2 separate regions of the Mus musculus genome follow, and region 2 is linked to region 1. The links are chromatin loops, found by intact Hi-C in ENCODE. Cell type or tissue: heart. All regions are shown on one strand. Links, peaks and the distances in the headings refer to the core of each region. The heading gives the core; the rest is flanking DNA. Region 1 overlaps Krt10 (keratin 10). Region 2 has its middle 11 kb from the start of Krtap17-1.

Region 1 (5,384 bases), core at 68-5,067:
GTAGTTAGTACTCAAATGTATAACAAATCCTTGACGTGTATTGTCAGCTTCATCCTTTTTCAGACAGTTGTTTCTGCTGTCATTGTCCTCCATCTTCTTCACGCTTGGAGAGTTTATGCACTACCACTTAGAACATTTATCTCCTCAAAGGAGCTCTTCATTTCACCCCTTACCTTCTCTACCAATGCCAGAAGAACAGGGAGACATATGGCTCCAGGGTTTTGATTGTTTGGCATTTAGATGGCCTTCCCCCACATTCACACTTAGAAGCATCCTCACTCGTTACAGTTTAGTCCCTCAAACTTCTACAGCTGTCTGCCAGGACGGGTTGCTATTCCTGGAGGTTAAGGGAAGATGCCTGAGTGCAGAGAGCTCATGAAGCTTGTAGCACATGGAAGGCCCTGGGGGTCACCAATACTCTTTACCTTTTTGGCTCAATGGGATCATCTCCAGTTTGTTTACAAAGTGTTTAAAACAATCATATATTAATTGCACAGGAGAGTTAGTCTCATGTGCATTGTTGTACAGGGACAGTAAATATTCTCTTTTTAATTCTTAGTCCCCAGAGTTTCTGGGTTCACCTTGGAGGTTAGCTTATATGGCTATGACTCACTAATTTTGTTGCTCAACCAGTACCTATTGAGCATTAACAATTTGTGCTGAAAAAAACCATGTTAGGGTGGGGCTTACAACAATAGGTAAGGCAGACCCTGTCATCTCACTAGTATTATAATCTAGTTTAGACTGCACTGGGGTATGGTTTAGTATCCCAAATGTCTCTCAAAGTACATGGGTTGACAAGTCTCAACACATGTAGATTGAGAAAGTCTTTTTTTTTTTAAATTTAATTCTTGATTTTAAAAAAGAGCCTGGTTTTCAATGTTTGTGGAGGGGCACTGTCTCCTAGGGCACACAGAAAGTGTTATATGTTAGGGTGTGGATTATTTAGTATCATCCCACTGAAATGGCAAGGGATTGGGGCTCAGATCTTGAAAAGCACTAGCGTTCAAGTCAAGAAGGATGTTGACGCTGCTAGTCAATGGACACGGGCAACCCCAAAGCACATTAGGGCTTTCCCTCTTTACTGTACCCCAAGTAGAGCACTAAGTCGTGTCAGCTGATGTCTTAGAGTTACTTTTGCTGTACTGAAACACCTGGACAAAAGCAACGTGGGTAGGAAAGGGTTTGTTTGACTTGTGCTTCCTCATCACTGTTCATCACTGAAGGAAGACAGGGCAGGCACTTGGAGGCCGGAGCTGATATAGAGGCCATGAGAGGGTGTTGCTTATTGACTCTATCCTTGGCTTGCTCAGCTCACTTTCTTGTAGAACTCAGAACCACGATGGGCTGGGCCCTTTCCCATTAGTCACTAATGAAGACAATGCCTACAGGCTTGCCTATAGTCCTAGGGAGGCATTTTCTCAACTGAGGCTCCCTCCTCCCAGATGACTCTACCTTGTGTCAAAAAACTAGCCAGCACAGTTGGGGTCTGGTAGGGAGATATAATTAAGTGTATACAGATAGAACAAGGTCTTTATATGTATTGATTACATATAAGTGTTGGGGGGGGGCAGGAAATTTAGAGGTGTCTGTTTGGACACACTGCTGTCATCTGGCAGACACAAAATAATTTTATTGGGTATATAACAATTTTGAGAATTTCTGTTGGGCTGGTTGACTTTTGTCGAAGCTCGGTGGGAAGATGTATCATAAGTAGTATTTAAGAAGCAATATCATAATTGGAAGAAAATAGAAAATGTGAGAAATAAAGAGAATGTGAAACTTCTTTTTATATTGGGAATCTTATTTGAGATGATTTCAAAATTTCCAAGATTGAAACAAGTTACGGCCAGAGAGCTGGGAGTTCTCTACTCATTGTGTATCTTTAGGAAATGTAAGTTTCGGGCAATTATGGACTTCTTCACCCAGAGTACTCATACTGGTCCAAGCACACCCACCCAACTAAATAATAATTCTGACAGATTTTTATAGTTTGCATCAGTAAGAAAGTTTATTGAAATTTATTAGTAAATGAGAAATTAATAAGTAAGTGAGAAAGTTTTCTTCTTTTTTCTCCACAAAAGAACACTTTCTGATAGATGAAAAGAAGAAATACAGAAACCACAAAACACCTTTTAGACCTTAATTTCAAGGAGTGAACCTATTTCCACAGACCATTAAGACAAAAGTGTTTCTTGGACATTTATGTTTTCCACACGTCTGTCCAGTGGCCCGTATGAAGAGACTCTTCTATGCAGCTTAATAGAAGTGTTTCTTGGTTTCTGATTCAATCATAGACGAAAGGACTCTACCCTCAGGTGTCACCTCCTCAATAATCGTCCTGATCACTTTGGTTTTGTTAGTATCTGTGAATAATAAAAAATAAATTAGAATTTAGGTGAAAAGATTTGTAGGAATCCTAACTACTAACAAGCTATTACAAAAGGAAGATTATAACCTTTCCAAGTTCTGGAAAAAAAATATCTAAGCTGTATATGACATTTTCAAATACTGATGTCTATAGGGTTATTAAAAACACAAATGAAAACCTAACTCGAGATTTTCATTGTTTTAAAAATCAGCTCTTGAGTTTCAAGAGCAACAAAACCTTTGGAGAAAGTTAAAACTATTTCAGATTACCCCAGCTAGTTTCAGCTGACCTTGGTCCTTTAGATGATTGGTCGCCGCCACCGGAAGACTTGAAACCTCCGCTTCCGCCCTGGCCTCCGCTGGAACTTCCGCCGCCGTAGCCGCCACCGGAACTGCCGCCGTGACCACCAGCACCACCGCTGGAACTTCCGCCGCCGTAGCCGCCACCGGAACTGCCTCCGTGGCTACCGCCCCCGGAGCTTCCGCCGCCGTAGCTGCCGCCGCCGCCGGAACTTCCGCCGTAGCTGCCGCCGCCGCCGGAACTTCCGCCGTAGCTTCCGCCACCGGAGCTTCCGCCGTAGCTACCGCCGTGGCTGCCGCCGCCGCGTCCGCCGCCGCCACCGCTGGAGCTAAAGAAAGTGTGGAGGTCAAATGCGGCCACTTCTAATGTGGGAGCGTCAGGTCGCGCTCCAGTGCAGTATTGATAATCCAGTCAAGTTTGTGGATTAGTTTCCAGCCATTCGTAACGGATATTCATACACACAGCCCTAATTCCTAAACCCATTCCTGCTCCCCTTCCCGCCTCTGGCTTTTCCTTGGGCTTGGGCAAGCTTTGCTATGTGCAGTGCTGAAGGAAAGCGGTGGAGGATTTTTGCAGGTTTCCGATGTACCTTCCCTCTCCTTCTAGCAGGCTGCGGTAGGTCTGAATCTCGTTCTCCAGTCGGGTCTTGATGTCTAGGAGTTGTTGGTACTCGGCGTTCTGGCACTCGGTCTCAGCCCGAATCTGTTGCAGCTGTTCCTCCAGGGCGGAGATCTGGCTTTGAATCTGGGAGAGCTGCACGCAGTAGCGACCTTCTGTTTCTGCCAAGGAGGCTTCCAGCGATTGTTTCTGAGAAGAAGGGTTTATTAAGGTGAAACATGGGATTCAGGAAGACCTCGTAGAAGGAAAGTAAATTAGGATTCGTGCTAGGCTGCACTGCCAAAGTTTGAGCAGGACTGCCTCCATGTGAGCAGTTCTTTTTTTTCCCCCCACACGCCCACAAGCTGCAATTTCGATTCTAATTTCTTGCCCCCAAGTCATTTTTAGCATGAACAATTGCAGGATAAAATAGAAGCCAGGTTATAAGATTTAACGTACCAGGGCCAGCTGGGACTGTAGTTCAATCTCCAGACCCTGAACAGTACGTCTCAATTCAGTGATTTCAGACTTATGGCTGGACATTTGTTCAATGTTGCTGTCGATTTCTGTGGTGAGTTCCTTGCTCTAGAGGATCAAAAAAAAAAAAAAAAATAGGGAAAAGATGAGACCATTTGGGCATGCTAAGAAAAGCTCCATGGGCTTCACTAAGAAGGGTGATTGGCTAGTTTACCTTCTGATTGAACCACTCTTCAGCATCCTTGCGATTCTTTTCTGCAAGTTGTTCGTATTGGTTTCTCATGTTGTTCAGCAGCTGAGTCAGGTCAACCCCTGGGGCAGCGTTCATTTCCACATTCACATCACCAGTGGACACATTTTGAAGGTCTCTCATTTCCTGTTTGAGGAGCAGTTAGATTTAATTAGTGAGTACACCACGACCCAGATGAGCTTTTTTTTTTTTCTTTAAAAGGGGGGAATGTAATTATGTAAATTTGTGTCACCTCTTCGTGGTTCTTCTTTAGGTAGGCCAGCTCTTCGTTCAGACTTTCGATCTGCATTTCCAGGTCAGACTTGCTAAGGGTCAGCTCATCCAGTACCCTGCGCAGGCCATTGATGTCGGCCTCCACGCTCTGGCGCAGGGTCACCTCATTCTCGTATCTGAAGCAAGCAAGATACAAACACTGAATATACAGGAGGATGACGGTATACCTGGATATACACGGACTACAGTGCAGATACAGATTTGGTTTCATGTCATGGCAACATTCATAATACACGAATTCATGTAGGAATATTAATTAATATAGTTTGATTTGAAGAAAGCTGTCACTTTAAAACACACCCTCCTTTAACGATTGCCCAAAAGATATGACAATTAAATTAAAAAAAAAAAACAAACAGCTTAGCACTGTTTCACTCCAGATGAGTTCAGGAGAGTGTAAAAGCTGTTGTGGGCATCCAGGAGCATTGTTGGAAGCCCCTGCTGTGTGTGCACCACATCCACATAGCTTACTTCAGCCTGAAGTCATCAGCTGCCAGGCGGGCATTGTCAATCTGCAGCAGCACGTTGGCATTGTCAGTTGTCAGGGTGAGGATCTGAGGGGAGAGACACACGTTATTGAAAAGATCAGGTGGGCTTCTGGCTTCTCAGGTTAGCATAGGTGAGTTGCATTTTAGATAGTTCTCTGACAAACTAAACATGGACTGTCCCAGACTTGCCCATACTTCCCCTCAGGTCTTTCAGGACCTTTATGGCTATGGTTGCTTTTTGAGCACTGGCTGGGATTGTACTATTCCTGCAGCCGACCCTTTCCTTTATAGTATGTGATTTGTTTGTGTTGCAGCTAACTTTTGAGTGACTCATGTTTGTATCTGTTTAACTTGTTATAAATACTTCTAGGGGTGAATTTATACATATCTATACATATATATGCATATATGTAACATACTCATTTAAAATTATCTTAGCTCCCACACTTATGTATGACCTAGCCTATTTTAACTGTGAACTCGCATATGTGTGTTAAAACCTATAAGGTTCTCAGTAGTCTGTCATCCTGGACGACAGGCAACACACATGCTAGATGACACATTGCCATAAATATCTTTGATGAGGCCTGGTTACACTAGACATGAAAAGGTAACAGGGAAGAGACAG
Region 2 (5,384 bases), core at 246-5,245, 620 kb after region 1:
GCAGGAACAGCAGGGAGAGCAGCAGCAGGACTCTGGCACTTATACACTCTCTCAAGAGTCCCAGAATTCCAAGCATAAACTATCTACAGCTGGCAGAATCACACCCCTGCCAGAGCACGAGACAAATCATAGTCACCTGCTGTGGATAGTCTAAAGCAGCCCCATATCCCACACCTGGGATTGAAACAAAAACATATTCATATAACATAACTGGGTTTTTTTAAGGAAACCAAAATTCTCATTATAGAAAAACTCATGAAAACGAAATCAGAAACCATAATATATAAGCAAAAGATCTATAAGAAAACGAAAAGAAAACCTCAAAATTACCACTGGGTTTGTTTCATGTTGTCCATCCACTGCTGGGTGTGGAGCCTGCCCTTGGGTGTGGTTTGTCTATGCAGGGAGACCCCACTGGAGAAAACAAATTTTCCCTTTCAAGCTGTTATCAATTGGAGTTAGCTGTTATCTATGGGAGTTAGCCGTTATCAATTGGAGTTAGCCGTTATCAGTTGGTTAGGGATGGGCTTATGTCCACTTCCCCTTTGAGCACAGCTCTTCCCATCTGGTTTAGACCTGTGCAGGCCTTGTGCATGCTGCCACAGTCTCTGCGAGTTCATGTGTGCCTCAGTCCTGTTGTGTCTAGAAGGTGTCTTCCATCCCCTCTGGCTCTCACAATCTTTCCATCTTCAGTTCCTCAGAGTTCCCTAAACCCTGGGGAAAGGGATTTGATGGAGACATCCCATTTAGGACTGAGTGTGCCAAGGTCTCCAGACTTCTGCACAGTGTCCAGTTATGGGTCTCAGTGTTTGGTGGTGTGTGCCCGTAGGATATGCTGAGGGAGGCAAAAGAAGAAAGATCAAGACTTTAAGGCCAGCTTGGGCTACACAGTCTTTCAACATCACTTAGACAAAATGGCAGGCTACAAATGGAAATTGAGACTGTACTATCTTCCCAGGTTGCCATAACACTTTGTTATTATTATTATTATAATTTTTAAATATCTATGCATGTTGTTGTTGTTGTTGGAGGTGGTAGTGGTGGTGGTGGTGTGTGTTTGTAGGTCAGAAGACAACTTTCTTTTTTCTTTTTTTTTTTTTTTTTTGGTTTTTCCAGACAGGGTTTCTCTGTGCTGTGTAGCCCTGGCTGTCCTGGAACTCACTCTGTAGACCAGGCTGGCCTCGAACTCAGAAATCTGCCTGCCTCTGCCTCCCGAGTGCTGGGATTAAAGGCGTGCGCCACCACACCCGGCAGAAGACAACTTTCAAGAGTAGATTCTCTTCTTTACCTTGTGGGTCTTAGGGGTGGAATTCAGTCCACCAGGCTTGGTGGCTGGTGCCTTGAACTCTTAAACCTTCTGTCTCCCCTTCCCAAATGCTGTGACTATAGGCATGTTCCCCTGGGACCAGCTTACATTGTATTTCTTAAAATCTTGGAATCCGGAGGCTAGAGAGATGTTTCAGCAGTTAAGAGCACAGGCTGTTCTTCTGAGGGACCAGAGTTTGATTCCCAGCACCCACATGGCAGCTCACAACTTTCTGTAACTCCAGTTCCAAGGGGTATCAGTTTAATGGTATCTTCTGGCCTCTGCGGGCATCAAGTATGCATGTGGTATACAAACACGCATGCTCCTGCATACACATAAAATACAAATAAATCTTTTTTAAAATCTTATTTTATGTCTAGTAGGTCAATCACAAAATTCCATTATATTTATTTAAATATATTTCATTATTAGTGCATCAACTTCATAACTATTATTTCCCACAACTGAAATCAGAAAGAGAGAGAGAGAGAGAACACTTCCCTTAGGGAATTATCTATTTCTGCCAATTTTTCTACTAAGCTATTTATCTTTCCTAACTAATTTATAGGAACTTATTTTATGTGAAGTATGTTTCATTTTTCATTATGTCAAATATGTTTCAAAATTTTCCCCAGAGGGCCATTTGTGTCTGTGGTCTCTTTAAGGACAGAGTTTTCTTTTTTGTCGACAAATCTATCTTTCCTTTCTTGTCCTGTTATGTTTTGAAAGCCATTTTCCATATCCAAATCAGATGAGAGACTCTTTATGTGTTTCTTGTTTTTATGGTTGCATTTTTATACTTAGTCATGATACATATCATGAATTAATTCTGGTGTGTGGCAGACACCGTGGTTTTCCTTGTTGAAGAAATTCATATTTAAAATGAGTAAATCTAATTCTAAAAGTCATTTTTAAAATAAGCATGCCCACTCTGTCGGCCTTAATCAGAGACTCCTCTTTTTCCAGTGAACAGCACATATAGAGACTCATGGTCGCACTGGATACTGAGGCTAAGTAGCAGATGAGTGGTCTGCCTTCAGGAACATCTGTATCTTCCCTTCTAACACTCAAGGAACATTGTTGCAGAAGAGCGTGGGAGAATGTCATAGCAGAAGACAAGGAGAAGGCGTGCAAAATGTCATCCTCTGGGCAACACACACCACACTGCAATTGCAGCCACAATGTTGCAGCAGGTCGGGTCTCTGCAAAAAAAATGAGATTGGGGCTGGAGAGATGGCTTGGCAGTTTATGGCATTGGTTGTCTTGGCAGAGGACCCAGCTTCGTTCACAATCTTCAGTAACTCCAGTTCCAGGTGATCTGACACCCTTTTCTGACCTCTGTGGGAACCACTCCTGAAAAGTATAGACATATACACAGGCAAAATACTTGTACATGTAAAATGAAATAATTTTTTGAATAAATTAAATAAGATTGTCAACAGTCAAGCATGGTAAAAAAGGGGGCTCAAGGGCTCCATCTCATACTAATGAGCAATTGCTACTGACAGATGAAGCGGAGGAGTCATTGCCTTCAGCTGTGTAACCACTGGTGCTCGCACGCGCGCGCACACACACACACACACACACACACACACACACACACACACACACACACAAACGCACGCACGCACACAGCCAGGCTCCAATGAATAGTTACAAACAGATGCTAACACAGATGGATCTTGATAAACTAAACAGGTCACAAAACAAGACAAAAAGTTATCAATCAGGACAGGGAAGGGTTAACAAGGATACGAGTGTGCTAAGAGAGTATATGAGAGTTATCATAATACATACACATGTATGAAAATGTCAAAGGAAAAATTTGGTTTTAAAAAAAAAAAAGAGAGTAAGCATGCCCTCTATTCTGGCGGCCTCTAGTGTTCGTCTACTGACATTGCATACACAGCATCCGGCCCAGACTGCTCTGGGCAATTTATAGGTAGGCGTTGCCTCTGGTGTTCAAGTTTTACAATTGGTGGTAGGAAGGTGGTTGTGGTGGCATTCTTTCTTGGGTTTTGTCCTTTATTTCTTTTGTAAATCCCTCATGCTAGGCAAGCATTCAATCACAAGGCCACCTCAGGCCATCTCATTTTGTATATAAGTAAACTAAGGCTCTCGGAGATCAAATTCTTTAACTAGAAGATACAAAGCTTGGACTGGAGTCCATGTCTGCCTGCTCCTGAAGTCATCCTCCTTTCTCACATTCTTCCCTTAACTACAGAAATTGTCTTAAGGAAGGTCTTGTTATTATAATATCCTTACGTCATGTTTAGGTTGACACAAATACACACATGCACACACACCAGGGCTGTTTTATTCACCAATTGACAGTGGTTAGTGTATATAGTGCATTCAATAAGTTTCTGCTAAATGAAATCATCATTGAATGGGAGTTGACTTTTTACTTACAGATCAGCTAGAAGATTGTAGGTGCTGGTCACACTCCCTCCCTCACTGGTCAGTGCACACTTAATCTTAGATGAGGACTGGTGCTTTGCTATAAAATGTTTTGTGCCAATAGAAATGTTCTGCTAATGGGCTGTGTGTGTGTGTGTGTGTGTGTGTGTGTGTGTGTGTGCGTGCGCGCGCGCGCGTGCGCGCACCCCTCCACTGGACACTTGAAATGCATCTAGTGATTGGGAAACTGAATTTTTATCTTTGCTTAGACTTAATACATTTGTATCGAGTGATCACCCACATGTATATATGGAGCTGGTGGCAAACTCAAACATGTCAGATATATGTATGGTAGGCTGAGATATTTGGAAATAACCCACATGCTACAAACAACTAAATGCGCTGTTTATTTCTAAATCTAAATCGTTTTAAAAGCATCGAAGAGCAGGCAACACAGTGTGTGTACTGAACCATTGTCGCGAGAAATGAAGAGAAGTGCTCAGAGAGCTGAACTGCACATGACCTCTCCCCCAGGGAAGTTTCAGAACTTGGTAAACTTGAATTTCGACTTTCTGACTTCTCAGGGAGGTAGAAACCACAAAGTTCTGGAGTTGCCCTAAGTGGAAACACCTCTGTGACCAAGAACTAAGTCTGCAAAGGACCACAGCCTTGTAGAATGATGGACTGGAAATAGACTCCGCCCACAGACGCCTACACCAAAGGACCCTGAGGAAAGCTGTCTTACCCTTTGCCAGGATGGCCCACAAATCTCCCTGACTGTCAAGAGGCCCCAGCTGGTGGTATCCAAATGTACTGGCAGAAATGAACACTGATCCTTTCGAAGACACACAGCGCTATCTGCTTCAACAAGTGCCACAAATAAGGGCCCAGGGAAACCCCATAGAGCGGCCATTACTCAACTATTCCTATCTGTCTGTCTCTCAAGCTTTCCAAAGCATGACAGGAATGTGCTCGAGTTGGAATTTGGGTATGACCAAGGGACAATCTTCAGCTAATAATGTAAATAGCAGTTACGAGGGTTAATTTCCAGACCAAAGCTTCAGGAGGCAATACACTTTTCTCCATCCATTGTGGAACTAGTGTGTGGAAGGTCATATAGAATTGGAGTTACAGCCAACCTGAGTTTCTCCAACTAGATTTTAAAATGGAAAACATTGAGGGGGCTGGGGAGATGGATCAGTTGTTAAAAATTCTGGCTGTTTTCCCAGAGGACCTGGGTTCCATTCCCAGCACCTACAAGGCTGCTCAAAATGCATTTGAAACTCTAGTACTGGGAGAAATCCATCGCCCTCTGGAGGCCTCCAAGGGTACTGCACATACCTGTTGCCATTGCATGCACACAGGCAAAACACACGAATAAAATAAAAATACATATTTATTAAATAACGTTGCAGACTTCCCTGACTTTTATGCACATTTTATTCTAATTTTCTTTTGTCATTAACATTATATATATATATATATATAAATAGATGAATCATATATAGATACATGCACACATACATACATAGCATTGTAGCTTTATAAATGAATATACAAATATAAGGTTTTGGTTTTTGGTTTGGGGGTTGTTTTGTTTTTACAATCTTGGTAGATCCATGAGCAGATATTTTTCAATCTATTTATTTAACTGAGTGTGTAATTAATATAAGATTGC

What was found. A loop is a pair of places that touch in the nucleus more often than their neighbours do. Peaks named below come from ENCODE experiments on the same cell type or tissue, not always from the same donor. Only the 100,000 strongest peaks of a DNase experiment are listed, where the experiment ranks them.
Region 2: it touches region 1 in a loop (2.7-fold over the local background); 7 of 42 quality-filtered maps call a loop at or near these places.

The regions. Positions count from the first base shown.
Region 1 is chr11:99,383,271-99,388,654 of GRCm38, forward strand. It overlaps Krt10 (keratin 10), which reads right to left. Exons shown (of 8, transcript NM_010660.2): 2 at 4,740-4,822; 3 at 4,228-4,384; 4 at 3,960-4,121; 5 at 3,728-3,853; 6 at 3,261-3,478; 7 at 2,661-2,999; 8 at 1,984-2,366. The coding sequence ends at 2,360. Among named protein-coding and RNA genes, the nearest start is that of Krt10, 3.4 kb to the right of the region's middle. In heart, for the core only: no CTCF peak of the experiment used is centred there; DNase peaks (open chromatin) are centred at 2,821 and 3,371; H3K4me3 peaks cover 1,949 bases; H3K27ac peaks cover 1,502 bases; H3K27me3 peaks cover 1,119 bases.
Region 2 is chr11:100,001,807-100,007,190 of GRCm38, forward strand. No RefSeq gene overlaps it. Among named protein-coding and RNA genes, the nearest start is that of Krtap17-1, 11 kb to the left of the region's middle. In heart, for the core only: CTCF peaks have their summits at 3,196 (motif pointing left) and 5,027 (motif pointing left); no DNase peak of the experiment used is centred there.